2 separate regions of the Homo sapiens genome follow, and region 1 is linked to region 2. A link is a loop called in an ENCODE intact Hi-C map of the cell type or tissue named here. Cell type or tissue: HCT116. All regions are shown on one strand. Each heading gives the region's core, and the rest is flanking DNA. Links, peaks and the distances in the headings are about the cores only. Region 1 overlaps DNAJC13 (DnaJ heat shock protein family (Hsp40) member C13). Region 2 overlaps ACAD11 (acyl-CoA dehydrogenase family member 11).

What was found. Peaks named below come from ENCODE experiments on the same cell type or tissue, not always from the same donor. Only the 100,000 strongest peaks of a DNase experiment are listed, where the experiment ranks them.
Region 1: it touches region 2 in a loop (2.1-fold over the local background); 1 of 110 quality-filtered maps calls a loop at or near these places.

The regions. Positions count from the first base shown.
Region 1 is chr3:132,427,721-132,438,907 of GRCh38, forward strand. It overlaps DNAJC13 (DnaJ heat shock protein family (Hsp40) member C13), which reads left to right. Exons shown (of 56, transcript NM_015268.4): 2 at 6,818-6,898. The coding sequence starts at 6,831. Among named protein-coding and RNA genes, the nearest start is that of DNAJC13, 16 kb to the left of the region's middle. In HCT116, for the core only: no CTCF peak of the experiment used is centred there; a DNase peak (open chromatin) is centred at 5,081.
Region 2 is chr3:132,637,279-132,648,465 of GRCh38, forward strand. It overlaps ACAD11 (acyl-CoA dehydrogenase family member 11), which reads right to left. Exons shown (of 20, transcript NM_032169.5): 2 at 7,519-7,618; 3 at 5,399-5,524; 4 at 4,694-4,855; 5 at 2,214-2,378. NPHP3-ACAD11 (NPHP3-ACAD11 readthrough (NMD candidate)) reads right to left here. Exons shown (of 45, transcript NR_037804.1): 27 at 7,519-7,613; 28 at 5,399-5,524; 29 at 4,694-4,855; 30 at 2,214-2,378. It also overlaps the pseudogene HSPA8P19. Among named protein-coding and RNA genes, the nearest start is that of ACAD11, 17 kb to the right of the region's middle. RefSeq lists a silencer at 3,982-4,172. In HCT116, for the core only: a CTCF peak has its summit at 5,152 (motif pointing left); a DNase peak (open chromatin) is centred at 5,163.

The DNA of each region.
Region 1 (11,187 bases), core at 959-8,958, 210 kb before region 2:
CCCCAAAATGCTGTATTAGGTACAAGAGCTGGTAAGTTCTTGAAAATAAGATATAGTAGAATTACCCAAAATAACTTCTTTTTTTGGGTTATCTCATTTAGTCCTCACCATAGCCCTTCGGGACAGTTATTCCTATTTTATAGACGTACTATAATTCAGATAAATTCAGAAACTTTTGTTCAAAGTCACGCAGCCAGTAAATGGCAGTTATAAAAATTCTCCAGCTTTATCTTGGTAATAAATAGATTATTAACATCATTTTAATGGAATGTTAATGTAGCCTGTTGTGCTAGTCTCTAGTTAACGTATAGCATGTGGAATGGCAGCTCTGTGATCAGTGCCCTAGGGAGGTATTCCAGGGTCTTCCCAGATTGAATGATTCCTGACTACTGTACTTGGAGGACCTCTAGACTTGTCTTCACTCATTTGCCAATTATTATCTTGAAATTATTCTACCTCTCACTTTGAATGATACATAGTTGGTACATTTTCTGATCTTTGTGCATTGCCATTACCTTCATTAGCGAGTTACGTGCGTGTCTAAAAGTATCTTCGTGGTCTAAAAGAGTTAATGCAGTTTCCAGACCACTTGCCATTCATTGGCTGAAATGACTTTATCAAACAATAGTTAAGATTTTACTGAGAATGTAAAATAGATTTACCTGAAAATGTGGATAGGCTAATATTACACTGCCGGGAAATAGATCTCAGCCTCAGATCTCATTTATCTGGTTATCTTATCTTTTTTTCATCTAAAATTTATATTTAAATAGAGATGGGGGTCTTGCCATGTTGCCCAGGCTGGTCTCAAACTTCTGGACTCAAGTGATCCTCCCACAGTAGCCTCCCAAAGTGCTAGGATTACAGGCATGAGACATGGTGCCTAGCCAATCTGGTTATTTTAAAAGCTCGATGTTGGTTAGAGTAATTGAACTCTCTTTAAAGAGTATCCTGAGATCATATATTGGTAACAAATTTTTGTCATTGTATGTTTGTTTTGAACACTTTGTCAAGAAATGTCCTACCTCCCCCCAGACGGAGTCCTGCTCTGTCAGCCCGGATGGAGCGCAGTGGTGCCATCTCGGCTCACTGCAACCTCTGCCTCCTGGATTCAAACAATTCTCCTGCCTCAGCCTCCCAAGTAGCTGGGATTACAGGCATTCTCCACCACGCCTGGCTAATTTTTGTATTTTTAGTAGAGACGGGGTTTCACCATGTTAGCCAGGCTGGTCTCAAACTCCTGACTTTGTAATTTGTCCACCTCGGCCTCCCAAAGTGCCAGGATTACAGGCGTGAGCTACGGCGCCCAGCCAAAAAATGTTTTTTAAGCTTATATAAAGAAGGAAATATTTTGAAAGTTTATTTATAGATGATAGAATATTTCAGCTTTGGAGACTTATTTTTATTTCTTTTGTCCTATGTTGAATATGGTAATTTGTTTTACTGCTTAAAATTGTAGATTTCAAAGTTATTTCTAACAAGTATCATCTGTCCAGATGAAGATAATAACCGAAACTAGTTCTGAATTATTCCAGGAATTTGCAGTCAAATGATACATCTGTAATTACATGGTCAGGGTGAAGTTTTTTTTTTTCCTTAAAGTTGAGGGAAGGTATTAAAGTTTAGGTTAAGAACCTAGGGTGTAGAAGTTAAGGAGGTTAGTCCAAAGTCTGGCCCAATCGCTTACCAGCTGTGTTACCTTAGAAAAGTGATTTATCAGTTTTCTTGTCAATAAAATGAGAGTCATACCTGTACTGCAGTGTTGTTATGGGGACAAAATGAAATAAATGCATGGTAAATGCATAGGCTGAACACCAACATGTGATGAGTATTCAATATAAGTTGTTTAATAATTTCAGGACATGTCATAAATTTTCAGATTAGAGTCACCTTGCTTCCCTACCTTTATTAAAGGCAGTCTTCAATGGAGTTTTAAAATGGAAAAGCATTATCCTGATTTCCATTTTGAGGTTAGGCAGATGGTAATATAGCATTGAATTATTCCACTATTTCTGGGGTTGACTTGGCTAGTTAGTGGGGTGTCTCTTCCCTCCCTTACCTCTCAGATATACCCTTACATAAATATAATGTAGTTGAAGACAGGCTTTTCAAATAGAGGAGCAATTTTCTTCCATAAAAAGCCCATTTTACTAGCCTTTTATTGGATGCAGAGTAAAACATCACTTGTTGCTTTCTTAAATATTAGAGACAGAAAATTATCAGGTGTGCAAATATTGGACATAGGAACTTGTACTGATGATATGAACTTCTGGAGAACTGAAGTACTACTACTTTCCTCCTACACTAGTTTTCTGTCAGCATTCTCATCTGCATCAGGAATACAATATTTATTCTAATAGGCCAGGTCATTGGTAGTTTACTTTTATCTTAATGTGTTATATCTTCTCATACTCCTTTTATCTGTCCTAAGGACTCTCTGGAGTCTGGTGCTTTCATCATCTTCAGGTTTATAGACCTTCAAAAGCCTTCTTGATGTAAAGTTATTTAATTCATGTCCCAAAAGGTCTGTTGGAGTTCTATAACCCCAAATCAGTGGTACCTATGAGGTCATTCTTTAGGTGTTTATTTTTTAAATTATTTAAAAAATTTATTTAATAATTCTTATATTTCTTTTGTTATTATGAGATTATTTTGTTCTTATTCCCCCCTATGGGTTTATTAGGGATCTTTATTCCTTCTGGGTCATGCCCCGTGTTTTTTATGGTTGTCGTTTTAAAATCTTTATTTTTCTCTGCCTTTCATTTTAATTTTTAGATCCTTAATTTTATCAACCAGTCTCCACTCAACACATTTTCTTGTTTCTCAGTTTTCCCAAGATAGGCCCTTGGTACAGAGTCAGTTATTCCAATATCTTAAGTTTAGACTAGGAATACAAACCCCATTCTTCAGTATCAGCCATTCACCTTTTCTATCTGCCTTTCTCTTCCCATTGTTCCACTCTTCAGTTATATAGGGGAAAAATATCCGTACACCTATATATCTCTCTCTCTCCCTTTTTTGGTGAGTCTTCAGAGATACTGCCCAGGTTTCTTTTCAGCAATATCATTTACTGCAAAAGATTCAGAAGGCAGGGATAATTCTTACTGGGTTTAATAAATCTTAGTTGGGTGCTTTGGTCATCCCAGGTATGAAATCCAGAAACAGACAAACAAAACACCATACCAACTGTCAGGACTACATTTAGCTGTCCCTATACTCACTAGCAGGAAGATGTTAGTTGACTGTAAGAAATTTCTTCTTTCTGGTAACAATAAAAGCTTCTTTAAACTTGGTGTTACTTGTGGTTCCTTTTGTTATTTTTCAAAGCATGAATTGCTGATGCCTTTCCAGAAGGTTTGACAAAACCCTATTTGGGAGTCCCTGTTAGAGCATCAGGTTTGAAGTAGATATCAGAATTGCCCATGTATTTGCTGAATTTTATTCCTTAACTCAAATACTTATTTTTGAGCACCTGTTTTGTATCAGGCACTCTTGTGGCCTCTGTAGAAACAATAGTGAGCTGAACAGACAAAACTACCTCTCTCTGGATATTCCAGTAGAATTAGGTGAATAATAAATTGCACATTAGAATGTGGAAAGTGCTATGGGGGAAAAACAAGAGTAAGAGGGAATAGGGTAGAATGAGGAGGAGGGTGGTTACAATTTAAGTAGAATGAGGAGAGGGTGGTTACAATTTAAAACAAGATGTTTAGGGTCGGCATCATTGGAAAGGTGACATTTGAACACAGATTTGAAGGAGATAGAGGTATAAGCCATATAAATATCCAGGGGGTGAGCGTTCTATGTATAGTACAAAGGCTCTCGATAATTGGTAATAACACAAAAACAAGCAGGACGAATGAAGACAGCAATTTCAAAATAAGGGTATCTTTTAAAAAATGTTTTTACCACTCAGGTATATACCTAAGAGAAATGAGTATGTATGTTCACACAAAAACTCATATATGCTTGTTCATAGTTGTATTATTCATAATAGCCAAAAGGTAGAAACAACACCCGTGTCCATCAATTGACGAATGGATAAAATAGGTATATCCATATACCAGAATATTACTTGGCAGTATGGACCAGCATAAGCAAACCCACAGTGACAAAGTAGATTAGTGGCTGCTAGGTGCTGAGGCTGAGGTATAATGGGGGGTGACCGCTAACAGAGTTTCTTACTGGGGTGATGCAAGTGTTCCGAAAATAGTGGTGATGGTTGCAGAACTCTAAATACACTAAAAATCACCAAATTGTATACTTTTTAAAAGAGTGAATTTGTGGTATGTGAATTATGTCTCAAGCCGTTATAAAAATTTTTTTTCTGAAAAGTTTTTTCTAATTATGTAAAAAATACTTGCTGACTTAGTATTCACAGTATAAAAAGATATAAAGCAAGCTTAAAGAATTCCAACTATTCAGTTTGTATTAGCACTTTGGTGTATTTTCTACAAATTTTTTTGTTTTTGTTTTGTTTTGTTTTTGTTTTTTTGGGGGGGGACAGAGTCTTGCTCTGTTACCCAGGCTGGAGTGCGGTGGTGCGATCTCGGCTCACTGCAACCTCCACCTCCCGGGTTCAAGAGATTCCCCTGCCTCAGCCTCCCGGGTAGCTGGGATTACAGGCGTCTGCCACCACGCCCGGCTGATTTTTTAGTATTTTTAGTAGAGATGGGGTTTCACCATGTTGGCCAGGCTGGTCTCTAACTCCTGACCTCAGGTGATCCACCTATGTCAGCCTCCCAAAATGCTAGGATTACAGGCATGAGCCACCGCTCCCGGCCTCTACAATATTTTTTAGAGTGCATTTCTAACTATTAAGGCAAGGGAGAAATAGCTAAGTCACAAAAGAAATAACCATATTTAACTTTTATTCAAAATGAAGTAAGTGATACAGTATTTTCAAAACCTATCAGTCTTTCATTAGCAGCCAGTTCCAACAATTTATCCTGTAAAATTAGCTAAGTTTACCTTTTTTAGATGAAATAAATGGATTCTGGATTTTATATACTAAGTTACAGTCAATGAATATTGTACATAATGTGGTTTCATTGCATGTGACTGTTAGGAGGCTGATTCCACGAGTGAGTCATCACACAGATTCAACAATCTTGATCTGTTCTATATCCTGTTCAACCAGAGGAGTGCATTAATCAAACCGCCATAGAAGTTTCTAAACACTTAATCTCAATTTCTTTACTTTCCTTGATGTGGCTTGGAAACAAACCATTTGCAACTATGCTTTGAGTGGCACTGTTCTGGAATATTCATAAAGTGGAATACCATATAGCCTTAAAAATAATTTTCTTATAGAATAATTACATGGGGAAAGGTTAACATTCTTTGCAAACAGGTTAAGCAGTACAAATGGCAATCTTGTTTAAATAAGGATTTTTCTAAATATAAAAAGGAAGGCTAAAATGATTATCTTCAGATACAAGGACGAATGATGATTTGCTTTCTGAACATTTTAGATTTCTTACTGTGGACCTATATCACTTTTATAATGAGGAAATTGTTCTATTTTTAGAAACAGAATCTCACTCTATCACTCAGGCTGGAGTACAGTGGCACAATCATAGCTCAGTGTAGCCTCATACTCCTGGGTTTAAGTGATCCTCCCACCTCAGCCTCAGAATAATACCACACTACTCAATAGTGTTATTCAGCCCTTCTCTTCTGAAAAGTAGCTAGGAGTGTAGGCATATGCTACCATGCCCTGTTAACTTTTATTTTTTGAGAGAGAACGTCTCACTATGTTGTCTAGGCTGGTCTCAAACTCCTGGTCTCAAGCGATCCTCCCACCTCAGCCTCAGAATGGCTGGGGTTATAGGCATGAGCCACTGTGCCAGCGAGAAAATTATTTTTAAATTGCCTTATTTATAGTAGGTCCCCTTTGAAGTGGTAGTGTCAGCAAAATGGCCAGCACTTAGTAGCTCACCAAAAAACTTTTGGAACTGGTTTGACTCTTGGAAAATGTGTTTAGGTATCCATTGTGTGCCATGGCATTATTTGGCAATGTCAGATTTAAAGCTTTATTTATTTGACATTTTAAAAATTCTGTACACTGGGGATGTTGATAGAGGTCATTTCTGGTCCTCAAGAAACACAGTCCAGTGTGGGAGAGAGTTGGACAATCACAATATGGTGCTAAAGGTTATGATAAAGAGTTGAATAGACCAGTCCCCGTCTTTAAAAACCTTATGGTCTTGACCGGGCGCTGTGGCTCACGCCTGTAATCCCAGCACTTTGGGAGGCCAAGGCGGGAGGATCATGAGGTCAGGAGATCGAGACCATCCTCGCTACGGTGAAATCCCGTCTCTACTAAAAATACAAAAAATTAGCTGGGCGTGGTGGCAGGCGTCTGTAGTCCCAGCTACTCTGGAGGCTGAGGAAGGAGAATGGCGTGAACGCGGGAGGCGGAGCTTGCAGTGAGCCGAGATCTCGCCACTGCACTCCAGCCTGGGCGACAGTGCGAGACTCCATCTCAAAAAAAAAAAACAAAAAACAAAAAAATTAGCCGGGCGTGGTGGCAGGAACCTGTAGTCCCAGCTACTTGGGAGGCTGACGCAGGAGAATGGCCTGAACCCAGGAGGCGGAGCTTGCAGTGAGCAAAGATCGTGCCACTGCACTCCAGCCTGGGCGACAGAGCGAGACTCATCTCAAAAAAAAAAAAAACAAAACCTTATGGTCTTGTAAAGGATATACGGCAGGCTGTGAAAGTGAGAGAGCGATCTTGCTACCTTTCTTAGGGGAATCTTGGAAAGATTAAAGATATATAACATGTACTAAGTGCCCTCATATTTTTATCTTCCAGGTTTGAGCACAAAATGAACATAATTAGGGAAAATAAGGATCTGGCATGTTTCTACACAACAAAACATTCATGGAGGGGGAAGTAAGTATTCTTGTTGGGTTTTTTTTTCTGTGCTTCTATAAAATATTTTAAACATTACTGTGTTTCATAATCTTGAATAATACTGCACAACTCAGGCTATACAGCCCTTCTCTTCTGAAAAACGTGCATATTATAAATGTAAATGCTACATGTATTTTTTTTTCTTTTGACATTTCCAGTTTTCAGTATCTTTCTTGGGAAGGAGTTTGGTAAGAATTAAAAGTGACAGTTAAAAGGAAAGTAAACCAGTTAATCCACGCTCTTGTATGCTATCAATTAATGATGAGGTTATATAGTAGTAGCAGAGTGTTAACCCTACATCTTTGTTACCCAGTGACTAACCTGTCTGTAGCCAACATTTTCATATCCGTTTGACTGTCGGAGAAAATATGCCATTCTAGTGAAGTCTAACCTTTTTTTAGGCCTGTAATGAAATTTAAAAATTGGGTTTAATATATTTTCTTTGGGAGGGAGTGATGGCATTTTTTAGTAGCTTCCTAGTCAGACCAAAATGTAAGTGCTTCTGTTTCCTGTCTGTAAGATGGTTGGTAATTCCTACCCTTCAGATTTTTGTAAGGATTAAATGAAGTGATATGGCATGTATGAAAGTTTTAAAATTATGCCTCAAATATATTGAGTATTCAGTGAATGGCATCTGTTGACCATTACAAAAGTTTAGTCTCTGGTCCCTTTGATCAGTAATAAGTAAAATGAGTGTGTCACACTTTTACAAATCAGTGACCACATTATTCTGAATCGTGCCACAAGGTAAAATGTGACACATGCACAAAGCCAGTAAGTGTTTCTTCTCTCAACTTTTCATTTTTTAGTCACTGGAGTGGTAACTTCTTAGGATGTGGTATACATCTGAGCTGTCTAGTATTTCTGGTTTGCATTAGCAAACTGCCTATAATTTTGGAAGATTTGAATATTTGATTTTGTTGTCTAATAGCTCAATTGTATGAACTCCTAAATTAGAATAGTTGTTACCCTTTAGAATACTTGTCTCTCATTTTTTTTCCCCCTAGTTAGTTTCAATGAGTGAAGTTAGGGAGAAAAGTGGCATATCCAGGGTAGTATGAGTCATTTTAGTTCTTTGAATCAACCTTAGAAAAGTATATCTTTAAATAATCCTTATTTTTTCCTCAAGTGGTAGATTACTTTGGTCATCATAATATGACTTCCGTTTTTAATATGATTATAACATACTGATACATTCTAAAGAACAAACTTACTGCAATGCTTTTCGATTTGTGAGCTTGTAAGTAACTGTGATCATCAAAATTTTTGGTAATGTTCTTAGAGTAGTGACTAAGACTTAACTATCCTCTTTTTTCCTCGTAATAATTCAGAGTACAACTGTTTGTGTGCTCTTAGCGTAATTCTTTTAGGCCTTGAGACTTGGTTTTGTTTTTATAACAGCTTTAAGGCATAACTTATATACCATAAAATTCACCCTTCTAAAGTATACAATTCAGCGGATTTTAGTGTATTCATAAAGTTGTAAACCATCATCACTGTTTTGAGAACACTTTCATCACCTCGCCTTCCCTGCAAAAAACTTCCTCTAAACACTGCGTTACAAATCAGCAGTTAACTCCCTTTTTCCCCCTCTTTTGGCAGGCGTTAATCTACTTCCTGTCTCTGGATTTGTCTATTTGGAACATCTTATATAAATAGAATGATACAAAATGCTGTATTTTCTGACTGACTTCTTCCATTAAGCATAATGTTTTCAAGGTCGTCTATATTATAGCATGTCAGTACTTCATTTCATTAATGTCATATAATCTGTTGTATGGATATACTACATTTTGTTTATCCATTCATCAACTGACAGACATTTGTGTTGTTCTTACTCTTTTACTATTATGAATAATGCCACTGTGAATGTTTCCATATTTCCAGTTGTTTTGTGTATATACCTAAGAGTGGAATTGGTGGGTTATGTGGTAACTCTGTTTAACTTTTTGATGAACAGCCAAACTGTTTTCCAAAGTAGCTGCAGCATTTTACATTTCCACCTTCAATGTCTGAGTCCCAAATGCTCCATATCCTTATCAACACTTATTGTCTTTTTTATTTTAGCCATCCTAGTGTAGGTACGAAGTAGCTTCTCATTGTAGTTTTGATTTCATTTCCCTAGTGATTCATGATGTTGGGTATCTTTTCTTGTGTTTGTAGGTCATTTGTGTATCTTCTTTGATGAAATAATCTATTGAAATCATTTATTCACTGTAACTAAAAAAATTTTTTTTATTTTACTTTTTTTTTTTTTTCTTTTTGAGACAGAGTCTCACTCTGTTGCCCAGGCTGGAGTGCTGATCTCGGCTCACTGCAACCTCTGCCTCATGGGTTCAAGCAATTCTCCTGCCTCAGTCTCCCGAGTAGCTGGGATTACAGGCACATGCCACCATGCCTAGCTAATTTTTGTATTTTTAGTAGAGACAGGGTTTCACCATGTTGGCCAGGCTGGTCTCAAACTCCTGACCTCAAGTAATCCGCCCGCCTCAGCCTCCCAAAGTACAGGGATTGCAGGTGTGAGCCACTGCGCTCAGCCAAGTCATTTATTCACTTTTAAATTAGGTTGTCTTATTACTGAATTGTGAGAGTTCTTTATATATTCTGAATAAAAGTTCCGTGTATATGATTTGCAAATATTTTCTCCAATTCTTCAGATTTTTTTACTTTCTTGATGGTATTGTTTGGAGCACAAAGCTTTTAATTTGATGAAATCCAATTTATCAATTGTTTCTTTTGCCATTTGTGCTTTTGGTAATCTAAAAAGCCATTACCTAACCCAAGCTAACAAAGATTTACTTCTTTGTTTTCTTCTAAGAGCTGTATAGCTTTAATTGCGTTAATTTTTGTATTTGGTGTGAAGTAGGGTTCTAAATTCATTCCTTTGCATGTGAATATCCAGTTGTGCCAGCATCATTTGTTGAAAAAACTGTTCTTTCCACTTGAATTGTTTCGACACCCTTGTCAAAAATCAGTTTACCATGACTGTTTAGTTTTTTCCTGGACTCATAATTCTGTTCTGTTGATCCTGTATGCCTAACCTTATGCCAGTACCATATTGTCTTGATTATTATAGCTTTGTGCTGTTTTGAAACTTAGAAATACGAGTCTCTGAATTTTATTTTTCAGTATTATTTTGGGTATTCCTGGTCTCTTGCATTTCCATATGAATTTTAGAGTCAGTTGTTAATTTTTTTTTAAAAGACAGCTGCCCGGCCTGACCAGCATGATGAAATCCTGTCTCTACCAAAAAGTACAAAAATTAGTTGGGCATGGCGGCGCTCCCCTTTAGTCCTACCTACTTGGGAAGCTGCAGTGGGAGAATTGCTTGAACCCTGGAGGCGGAGACTGCAGTGAACAGAGATCATGCCACTGTACTCCAGCCTGGGCGACAGAGTAAGACCGTGTCTCAAAAAAAAAAAAAAAAAAGGCAGCTGACAGTTTGGTAGGCATTACATTGAATCTGTAGATCCATTAGTGGAGTATTGCCATCTTAACAGCATTGTCTTCTGATTCATGAACATGTGTTTTCATTTATTTACATCTTTTAAAATTTCTTTCAACAGTGTTCTGTTGATTTCAGTGTATACACCTTGAATCTTAACTTCTCCCTGAAAGAGTTTACATTTTCCAGATGGTGATAGTTATCATTTCATTGGGTTATATACATTATTAAATGGCACTGAGACTTTTTATTATACTTACCTATTTTATATGGCCAATTCTAATCTAGGTTTAAAGTACTCATCAGCAGTGTTAATGTAAAAAATAAATGGCCAACATTAAAATTTTCTGTTGTTTCAGAATAGTTAATTGAACCTTGTCTCTAGAAACATGTCTACGTACAACAAATTTTTTGTGATTTTTGGGATTTAGGGCCTCAGTTTTAAGAGACTCCATGCCTATTTCCGTGTTGCTAACCTAGCCCCAGCATTTCAGAAAGATTTTATTGATTGTGGAAGTAAAGATGTATAAATATTTTTTCTTCTCTTCATATGTCAAAATTAAGATAACCTGTCCAGGTATTCCCCTTGAAGATATTTGTGTGACCCATTTCTGTTACCTTTGTAGTAGTTTTCATTATTACCTCACTTTATAGCTGCTGAATGCCTTTATTTAGGGTCTGTTGATCATCGGTATGGATGCCTTAGCTGGCAAAGTAGCTTCTTCTGCGCTTTTCATTTTTCCAACTTGTATAGACATAATTTAATTATATGTTTATTCTGGGAGGAGCAAGAAAAGGAGAGTAGATTCAGGGGGGAAAAGGC
Region 2 (11,187 bases), core at 1,913-9,912:
TTACTTGCATACATCTATAGTCAAAAAATTATTAATGAAATTGATACTAAAGGTAGTTTTTGAGATGACTGATTATGACCATGTGGCTTATGTAGGATAAGAAGTCAAGTGAAGTCATGAAGGGCTTATGGATTCTAAATTAACAGCAATCAAATTTGCAGTGTCTCAGGGAAGATGCAGAGAAATAAAAGAACAGAAGGTAAAGAGGGTGAGGTCAAAAATAAGGGGTTTCAATTTCTAGATCACTGAAGTTGACAAGTTCCAATGGATGTTTCTAATTAAATATATTTTTCAAGTTGAAATGACAATATGCAGATTTTACATTAAACTCCAAGATCTTAAACATTTCTCTACTGGTAAAATTTATATTTGGAAAATCAACATTTTCCAGGAAAACTGGATTTCTTTTCAACATTGCAGTGAGCCTATTGTGCTACTGAAATACTTGCCCAAACATGCTTTAAATACTTTGTAAATAAGTAACAGAAAATAATTTCGTTTTGCCATATCCTGTAGTTTCCTTTACTGGCTTACTCCACACATTCCTGGAAGGTTTGTCATTTAAAATTGTTTATTCTTCTTTCTTAATTGTTGTGTTTTCTGATGACAAAAATTAAACATGCTGTTGTTTTAAAAATAAAAACCAAAAAACATCAAACCCTAAACATTACAGAAATGTACAATTATGTCTCCTATAATTCTATCCCCTACAACCACTGTTTAGGTTTTCGTACATATTATGAAGCATTTACTTATACCCTAATATTTTTCTGAAGAAGCTTGACAAGTAGTCTAAGAAAAGTCAGAGAGAAAAATGAAGGGGAAAAAATGGAAAAATGAGGGTACCTGAAATAAACTGAGCATCATTGATGTGCCAGGTACCAGCTAGTTGCTCCACATTGACTGTTTCATTTTAGCTGCCCAGCAACTCAGAATTTTTTTTTTCAATTTTAAAAGGTACACAATGTCAATTTCCTGGCTTTGATAATGTACCATAGTTGTATAATATCCATTTTGCAGAATTTGGATGATGGATACACAGGACTTCTCTGTACTATAACACTGTTACAACTTTTTTGGGGACTCTAATTATTTCAAAACAAAAAGTTAAAATAAAAATAGAGGCACAGAGAGAGATTGAATAACATGCTTTAAGTTCACACTGCTAGGGAATGAAAGTTAAGCATAAATTTATGAGATGGAAATAGTTGCTAGTGAATAATTAACTAAAATTAATCCCTTCAACATAGATTCATCAGAATCATATAAGCACCTGCAATATAAAGATGAATAAGATACAGTCATTGTTTTAAAGGAACTCCAAGTCTAGTGGGTTCTAATTTGTTATCTACTATAGAGACTCAATATTATGTAGACTCGACTAAAATATTAATTAAATGACACAGATCAAATACAGGCCAGATCCTGCTATGTTTTCAGGCATATGCTTTTATAATTATCTAGATTATAAATTAGCATATTTAATTTTTCTAATCTCAGGGTAGATAATTAACAAGGTTAGAATTCAGAATTCATCAGTGCCACTAGCTCTTCCTGCCCTAAAACATCTTAGCATTCTAAGAAACTAATGAACCCAGAAAATCCTCCTCTCAGAAGCAGGATTCATTCCTACTATACTGTAATCCTAGGCCTCATTGTAGGTGCTCAGTGGAGGATTACAGCTTTCATTTGTTTATACTCTTTATAAAGAATACAGTATGCACATTTACATTGAGCAAGGTTATATTAATCTCATGTAATTCTTTTGAAGCCTCAAGAAGCTTTTGGAATTCTCTATTCTCAGAGTTTATAATAAACAAATAATAAATTCTTCATGAGATAGGGCTAAAAACCCCAAAGAAGTATAAATGAACCAGAAAAAACAGCAAGAACATGGATAAGCTAAATATTGTAACTAGTAGATGAAAACTTATTTGAAGAAAACAGCATCATGCATGTAAAATTCCCAAATCCTTTTAAGCAGTAAACCAGATACCACTTGGGATTAGAACCAGTCTCAAAGGTAGGCAGCTAACTTATGCTGGAAAATCTGCAGGACTCCTTTCTAAAAATTTTGAGTGGTGACGACAGTCCTGAGCTGTAGGGGAACAGGGAGTGGGTTGGGCTCCCTCAGTGCTCTGGGGGGAGCATTTACTTAGTACTGTGTCACAAAACAGACCTACTCAATTAATTGTAAACATAGCTAACTGTACCTCTTTAGGGTGGAAAACTATGTTATCTAGTCTGAAATCTCCATGAATCAAATTCTCTTCATTGTCATTATCGGGCAAGTTCTTCATTAGCCACTCCGATAGCTGTTGCATGGCAGGGATGTCCTGATGAGCTGCAGCTTGATATTGCTTTGTCCAGGTTGATACCTAAAGACATATAAATAAGAAAAATGGTAAAGCTGAAACTGGAATGTAGGATCTAGCAATTCTAAAATTAAAACAAAATTCAAATGCTGTTTTACTCCTAAATACTTAAGACCCATGCTGGTGATACTCCTGTCATCCTAAAACACTCAAATCAGCCTAAACCTTAAACATTTAAGTCTCTTTTCCATATAGTTCCATTTTACTTACCTAGTTTTTTATCAAGAGAAAAATACTGGCCTAGGGATCAAGAGATATGGGTTCTAGTCTTTATTCAGCAACTACTTTGTAGAAGAAAAAAAAAGAATGCATACAAACACACACACGCACACACACACTCTCTCTCACACACACACACACACACACAAATATATAGGCATAGATAATCTCTGGAAAGGGTCACGAGAAATAAGTAACCCCTGAAAAAGGGAATATGGGGACTAGAAGAAAAAAGAAGACATTTACTTTTTTTTTTTTTGAGACAGAGTCTCGCTCTGTTGCCCAGGCTGGAGTGCTACCTCCACCTCCCAGGTTCAAGTGATTCTCCTGCCTCAGCCTCCTAAGTAGCTGGGATTACAGATGCATACCACCACACCCAGCTAATTTTTGTATTTTTAGTAGAGACGGAGTTTCACCATATTGGTCAAGCTGGTCTCGAACTCCTGACTTCGTGATCCGCCTGCCTTGGCCTTCCAAAGTCCTGGGATTACAAGCTTCAGCCACCGCGCCCAGCCTACTTTTCATTTTAATACTCTTTCTTATTACCCACAGAATTTTCTAAATATTTTACAGGTATGAATAGTGTAAAGATCTTCTATTGTTCTTAGAATTGAATGCAAACAAATCAACTTACTCGTAAAGTCCTCCAACAGGTGGGACCATATTGTTTATTTGCTTTTTTATCTCCATTTCCCGAGGTATCTTTGCTCAACTTAGTGCAATAGAGCAAAGACCTTTACTTGGTCTTATCTAGTCATATCAACCTGGGTTTAAATTATATCTAAGCCACTTACTTGTGTATTACTTGATTGATGCAAGCCTCCCTTTCTTCATCTGCAAAATGGGAGTAATAATACCTATATCTTAGAGTTGTTGTAAAGATCAAAAAAGAGAGGCCGACAACTCACTCTGCCATGTAGGACCTAGCATATAGTGAGTACACTCTAAACTTTAGTTCCCTTTTCTCTTCCTTAACCCCCACAAAATGATATGCTTACAAAGGAAAGCAGCCCCATATATATCTAGTATTGCTTTCCTTTAATTTAAAATGATCTCCATCACTCCAAATTTTATCTTTCCTTAAATACTCATTATAAGATATCTCTCCCAGGAAGCTTTCTCTATATAAGCAAGGGCATCCCAACTTCCACCCTTTGAATCATGGTGAGTATCAAACAATTTACCACTAGATTTTACACTCTTTTATACCATTTTCAGGTTTCGTGAATGACATGCATGTACAGGTCTCTCAAAAATGACCATAAGTTCCTGTGGGGAAGAACCTATTGTATATTTTTCTTGATATTTAACACAGTACTCAGCAGGTATTAAACACACAGTCAAGCTTAATAAATGTCTGCTAGTCCAATTGAGAAAGAAAAAACTGTAAGCCGGGCATGGTGGCTCACGCCTGTAATTCCAGCACTTTGGGAGGCTGAGGCGGGCGGATCACGAGGTCAGGAGATTGAGACCATCCTGGCTAACACGGTGAAACCCCATGTCTACTAAAAATACAAAAAAATTAGCAGGGCGTGATGGCGGGAGCCTGTAGTCCCAGCTGCTCGGGAGGCTGAGGTAGGAGAATGGCGTGAACCTGGGAGGTGGAGCTTGCAGTGAGCAGAGATTGCACCACTGCACTCCAGCCTGGGCAACAGAGGGAGACTCTGTCTCAAAATGATGATGATGATGAAGAAGAAGAAGAAGAAGAAGAAGAAGAAGAAGAAGAAGAAGAGGAGGAAGAAGAGGAGGAAGAAGAGGAGGAAGAAGAGGAAGAAGAGGAGGAAGAAGAGGAGGAAGAAGAGGAAGAGGAAGAGGAAGAGGAAGAGGAAGAAGAAGAAGAAGAAGAAGAAGAAGAAGAAAAAACTGTATAGTTAAAAGTATTGGAAAATTAAGAGTCTAAAACAGAAGATTTTGCTGAACAAAACCTAATATAAAAACATAAGATAATTTTATACTAAAAACTAGTCATTCTGAAGGACAATGTTAAAAGTCATGGCCAAGCTTCAGAAAACTATACAATAATAGCTTTTTTTGTTGACTAATAAGGTATATTATTTACAAGAACTTGAAAAAAATAGCTATTAATGTGGATGCATTACCTGTCTTTTGCAGTACCCAGCACCTATACCATATCCTTCCAGCTGCAGTGACTGTATATTCAAGGAATGTAACTGAGCCAATGTTTCTACCGTGGCCACATATATGGCTGAACGTTCTGCTGGGCTAAGTCCAGGAATTGTTAAATCACGGAAGATTCGACCCTATGGAAGTGATTACAACAGATTATTTAAATGTGTATAATCAATACTTTGTCGAATATACTAGAAAAACATTCATTTGTGAAACATATTTAATATTAGAGTATACATGCCAAAGGGAAAATAAAAGGATATGCCAAGATGAATATAAACATCAAAACTACTCTCAACTATTTTACAGAAAAAATTTAAAACACATTTTGAATTTATTGTTCTTAATGGCTTGACCTATGTGGAGTCTGTTTTCCCTGCTACCTTATGGACAATTTGGTTATTGCCATTACAGATAGCTCTTTACTGACACCTAGAGGAAAATTTAAGAATAAGTCAATACCCCCTAATTACTAAATTTGTTTCTTGTCTATTCCATCCCTCCCTTTGTAAGTGCTCAAATTTGAACAAAATTGTAAACCTTTGCAATGCAATCTAATTACCTAAAATGTTAAATAACAAACTATATCATTTATTAAGTATCATAATAAAACATCTTAATTAACTTCATAATTAAAAGTAAAAGCAACAAAATAAGATTAAGTGTTAATTTACCTGCACATGTTCCATTACGTAAAATTCTGTTCCAATGACAGAAGTATCACTGCAGTACAGTATAGGCTTGGGAACGGGGAATCCAATTGAAAACAAGGCTTTCTGGACTTTAAATTCTCTATCAATCTAAATAGGATGATGAATCATTAAAAATCAGAGAAACTGATTTAATTGTAATTAAATTTAATAACTACTTATGAGCTAATCTTAAGGCTAGAAAACAACTGTAAAACAGTATCAACACAAACTCCAGAGGATAATAGTAATAACTTCCCTAATAGTAATCTTGGTGTAATCACTATGATTATAAATTAGACCACTACTAAAAAATGTAATTTAATTAGGATAAGAAGATGAGCACCTGCATGAGACTTAATCCTGGCTCTGATAATGTGAAGGCAATAGTTACTGTTCACAATATTTCACATATTTTATCATAAAACATCCCTTTTTCCACAGCAGTTCCCTGGCTGGCTGCTCGCTCTTTCATGTCTTCCAAGGAAGCTCAGGTAAGTCTCTATTCTAGCACTCTGCCACAGTCAGCTACAAAGAGCTGGGGGTGAGAGGTGAGTGGTGGTGGAAGGAAAAGTACCTGCTCCTTCTGGAGAGCAAGGGAGGCATGTGTTTCCAGGGCAGGGGCATGGGGATCTTTCCTGGCACTCAGGACTGCTGTGGAGCTCAAGATAACTAGCAGGAAAGTAGGCAGCTAGAAGCAAACTGGAGCCTAAATAAGACAGTGAGGAAAAAATGGCTTCCTTAATTAGGACAGATGCACAGGCTATCACTCAGGACCCAAGGGCAGAGCTGTTGATGCAGGCCAAGTAAGGATGGCTTATCTACATGTAGTCACCTGGCCCCAGACTCAGGCAATGGTGACTGACCATTCTAAGGAGGGGAAGCTATGCAGCTCATTTTGACATCAGGAAGTAAAGCAGGGGCTGTGGCAATAACTGGAAGAGGAAAGTAACGAAACCCATGTTCAAGGTGAGAGCAGCCAGCAGTACCAAGGGCTGTGGAAAGAAGTGTTAACCACTCAGGTGTTGGGAAACGAGGGGGAGGGGGTAAGGGGGAGAGGGCAAAAGGGTTAGAGAAGCAAAAAGTGGATCACAGAGCTGGAGCATTGCTTTTTTCAATGCAGAGTTGAGAAAACAGAAGGGAGTTGAAACAGAGTACTCCAGATCCTTGGCAGCTGTACTTGGGCTGAGAGCATTATGCCCTGTTCTGGTGTGTTCAGGTGGGATGTTATCAAGAAAAGAGACAAATAAAACTGTTTATTGGGGCACGGGTGGGGATTTTCCTTCAGCCATACTATATCGATATTTAATAAAAGTTACCCAACTTTTTTTTATCTTAAGCATCCAACTTACTTCATGTTTCTGGGAATATGATATGGGACCAAGAAAGTCCCATAGAATCTACATTCTCTATTACTGTGGTATTAAGCCTACCCCACAATTGTCCTTCCCCAGTGACCTGGGCCTGGGAAGCACCTGCTGTACATGATTACGGCTATACCCTAAATACGCACAGTGCTTTTAATGTTCCCCAGTGCTTTGATTTCTGTCCCCTCCTGTTCTCTGAAAATCCATAGATAATACCTGTTTTCTCAAGACAGAAAAACCTAGTTTTCAACAAAAATCTTTTAGAATTCTCACTGTCTAATATTTAGAGAGTACTATAAAATACTTATTCAAATCTTTCTTTTTATCACCAAAAGATTAGAGGATTGTCATAGCAAATATATTAAAATAATTCTGAGTAGATACTATTACATATAATAATTTAAATATATAACAAAACAAAATATCTACAGATGAGTAGCACTGAAAATATTCATTGGCTGATTTTACTTCTAGCAAACAACGTAGAGGAAAATCAAATACACAAAAGAACTGGGTGTTGTTCAAGATTAATAGCCTAAAGATAGACTTACATTTCAACCTCAAATAATTTTTTAAAACAAAAAAAGATATAATTCAAGGGAAATTTTCATTAGAAATAAAATATATTTTATATTATTTGGCAATCATAAGATGCCTTTTAAAAGTAAATTGGCTTTGTGTGTATTAAAAGCATTTATTTGTCACCAAAGAATTTATCATTACATTTGTATACTATACCTGATGTGCTTTAGGAAGAAGTGAACCTGGTGGTTTTTTCCTGAGCACATATGTTTGAAAGCCCTTCTGGAGATAAAAGGTTGGATTGGACTTTCCTGCTCTAGATAAAAGTAAAAAAAAAAAAGGTCAATTACAAAGATATGTTTTCCGTCATCCCCAAATCCTACTGAAATGTCAGAAGAAACAAATGAAAATAAATTCATCTCAATGCTGGAAAATCAAGAGGGGTGCTATCAGCAGCTCACAACATGAATTTCTAGATGATATTAAAGCAGATGGCAACATACTGGCAGCTGGAGAATCTGTGACTCACAGAGGTAGAAGAGAGGACCCCACTTCCTGACTGCAAATCCTAAGTTTTATCAGGAGTACCTGTAGAACAATGACTGATCTAAGTAAACTTGTAGAACAATGACTGATCTAAGTAAATAAACAATCTGAGAAGAGATTGTTAGTTATCAGTCAGAAAATGAATTAAAAGATGCAGGAACAGCTGGCTTAATGCCCCCTCATCTGCCTTTAGAGAGATAACCCTCATAAGTGTCAACAAGGCTAGTGCGTGAGTTGAGCTCTCTACAATGGGAGTTCTGAGAAGTGAGGTCCCACAGTGAGCATCTGGCCCAGGGAAGTGCAATGCTGGCCCAACTAACTCACAGACACCAGGGCATTGACTTTCCCTGCCAGATGAACAGAAATTCTCACCTAAACTAAGGATAGACACTTCAGCTACCAAAACTATTCAGTCTATTCCTTCACTTATAATATGGGCATTTAAGAATCGCCCAACTTTTGAAGAATCCAACTGTATAAAGGAGAGATCCTAAATTAAATAAACAGAAGAATCAATCCTTAAGGTAATAGGTAATAGGAGAAAGTAGAAAAAAAAATCTTTGGAGCTTCTTCCCAGGACTCCAACCTCCATCAGGAAAAAACAAGCATGAGCCTAGATTGAGTCTGGCAGCAGCCCCAGTGTCTATGTCTTCTATAAATCAGACCCATCCTCCCTGGCAATCATATCAAGGAGCACTGGTTTTGGTACCATCTAATCCTGAGTGAGTGCCTTTTACCATAGGAAGGTAGAGATAATCACCAGTGGTCAGGAAATAGGACCACCACAGGCTATGCTGTCTTTATTGATATAGAACAATTTATCTTTGATGCTGCAAACCATCAATTGCAACGAATCTTTTTTTTTTTTTTTTTGAGACGGAGTCTCGCTCTGTCGCCCAGGCTGGAGTGGCGCGATCTCGGCTCACTGCAAGCTCTGCCTCCCGGGTTCACACCATTCTCCTGCCTCAGCCTCCGCAGTAGCTGGGACTACAGGCGCCCGCCACCGCACCCGGCTAATTTTTTGTATTTTTAGTAGAGACGGGGTTTCACCGTGGTCTCGATCTCTTGACCTCGTGATCCGCCCGCCTGGGCCTCCCAAAGTGCTGGGATTACAGGAGTGAGCCACCGCGTCTGGCAACAACGAATCTCACAAACACATTTTTTAAAAAATGCCAAACATCTGATTGGATGCATTTTTGATGAGGCTTGTGATCCGCCTGCCTGGGCCTCCCAAAGTGCTGGGATTACAGGCGTGAGCCATCACGTCTGGCAACAATGAATCTTACAAACACATTTTTTAAAAAATGCCAAACATCTGATTGGATGCATTTTTGATGAGGCAGTTCTCTAGTCTTATATAAAGCACTGGTCTTTCATGATAGTAAATGACCCAAATGAAATACAAAGAAAAAACTAAAAGCTTCTTGTTGAAGATAGAGTGACCCAGCAAGTCTGCTTCTACATATATATCCAAGAGAACTGAACACATAAAATTAACACAAAAACTTGTACATGAATGTTCACAGCAGTACAATTCACAACAGCCAAAAATTAGAAACAGCTCAAATATCCGTCTGCAGACAAAAGGATAAACAAAATGTGGTATATCTATACAATGGATTATTGTTTGGCAATATACAGGAATAAAATGCCGATCCATGCTACAACATGGATGAATCTTGAAAATATTATGTTAAGTGAAAGAAGCTAGTCACAAAAGACTACATATTATGTGATTCCATGTCTATGAAATGTCCAGGATAGGGAAATCCATAGTGACAGAAAGTAGATTAGTAGCAGCCAGGGATGGGGGAGGAAAAAATTGGGAACTATGAGGTTTCTTTGGGGGCGATGGAAATGTTTTAGAACTAGATAGTGGTGATGGTTGTATAACATTGTGAATATATGGAAAACAACTGACTTGTACACTTTAAAACGGTTAAATTTTTAAATGTTACGTTACATGAATTTCTCAAAAACAAACAAAAACAATTAAAAGTTTCTCTTTTGAGGAAGTATCTAAAGTGGTTATAACAAAGACAAAAAAAAATTGCAGAAGCCCATTTGCATGGGAGGATCATTGTCAACACTGTCAATACAGTACTTGCTAAATTTAACTACTCCAACCATCAGGCCTCCAAATAGCCTAGAACCATTGATGGTCTCAATATAAGAATCATCATTGAACCAATAGTCAGAACTATTGGTTAGTTCTTGGACAAGATATTTGGTGCTGAGAGAAATGTGTTGATCTATAACCTAAGAGATGGTACTTTTGATGTGTCTAACCTCCATTAACAAATAGAAAATCTTTGCATGTAAGTGTGCAGCCATGGACACTTACTTGGTTAGAGAAGACTTTAAACAGACAATCTCACGAGACCCTACTAAGCCATCCATAGCATTGGTTCCCTTAGAAGCATAAACAGACAGGAAAAACAGGATGCTGGCATGGCAGCATCAGATGAGTTTCTTCAGCAGACCCCTTGCAGCAGTCCAGGGTTTACTCCATGCCCCCATTCCCCCTTGGTGACAGCTCAGGTGAGAGGGAATGAGATCAGGAAATGGGTGAGTATGGGTACCACCTTGATTTAGAAGTCTTAGTCTATTTAGGCTGGTAGTCTATTCAGACTGCTATTATGAAATACCATAGACTGGGTAGCTTATAAACAACAGATATTTATTTCTCACATTTTTGGGGCCTGGGAAGTCAAAAATCAAGGCACCAGCAGATTCAGTGTCTGGTGAGGACCCACTTTCTTATAGATGGCACATTCTTGCTCTTTCCTCACATGGTGGAAGGGGCAAGGCAGTTCTTTGGGGTCTCTTTTATAACACTAATCCCATTCTTGAGGTCACTGTACTCATGATCTAATCATCTCCCAAAGACCCCCCACCTCTTAATATCATTACCTTAGGAGTAAGGATTTCAACATATGAATTTTTGAGGGACACAAACATTTAGATCATAGTAAAGCCTCATGCCCTACAGAAGCCATTATCTGTAGTAGCAGTCTTTTGGCACCAGCTTCCAGGGCCCTAGCAAAGGACATAACTAGTTGAAAGAACCCTCTACACTTAGGGAAGCCCAAAGCTATGCCTTTCCACCAGATACTTAAACAGTTCATTTACAGACCTTCCAGTTCAGATGCAGTTTACTAATTAGATGTTATTTTTACCATAAGCAATGTTGCCTGGAAACACATCTGATATGCCACCTTTACCAAGTTTTCAGAATTACAGAGCTAGAAAATTAAATAAATTTATCCATAGAGCAGGAGAAAAGATTTTTAACCCTTTATTTATATCACGGTTAACAAGTCTCAGACTCATGGCATC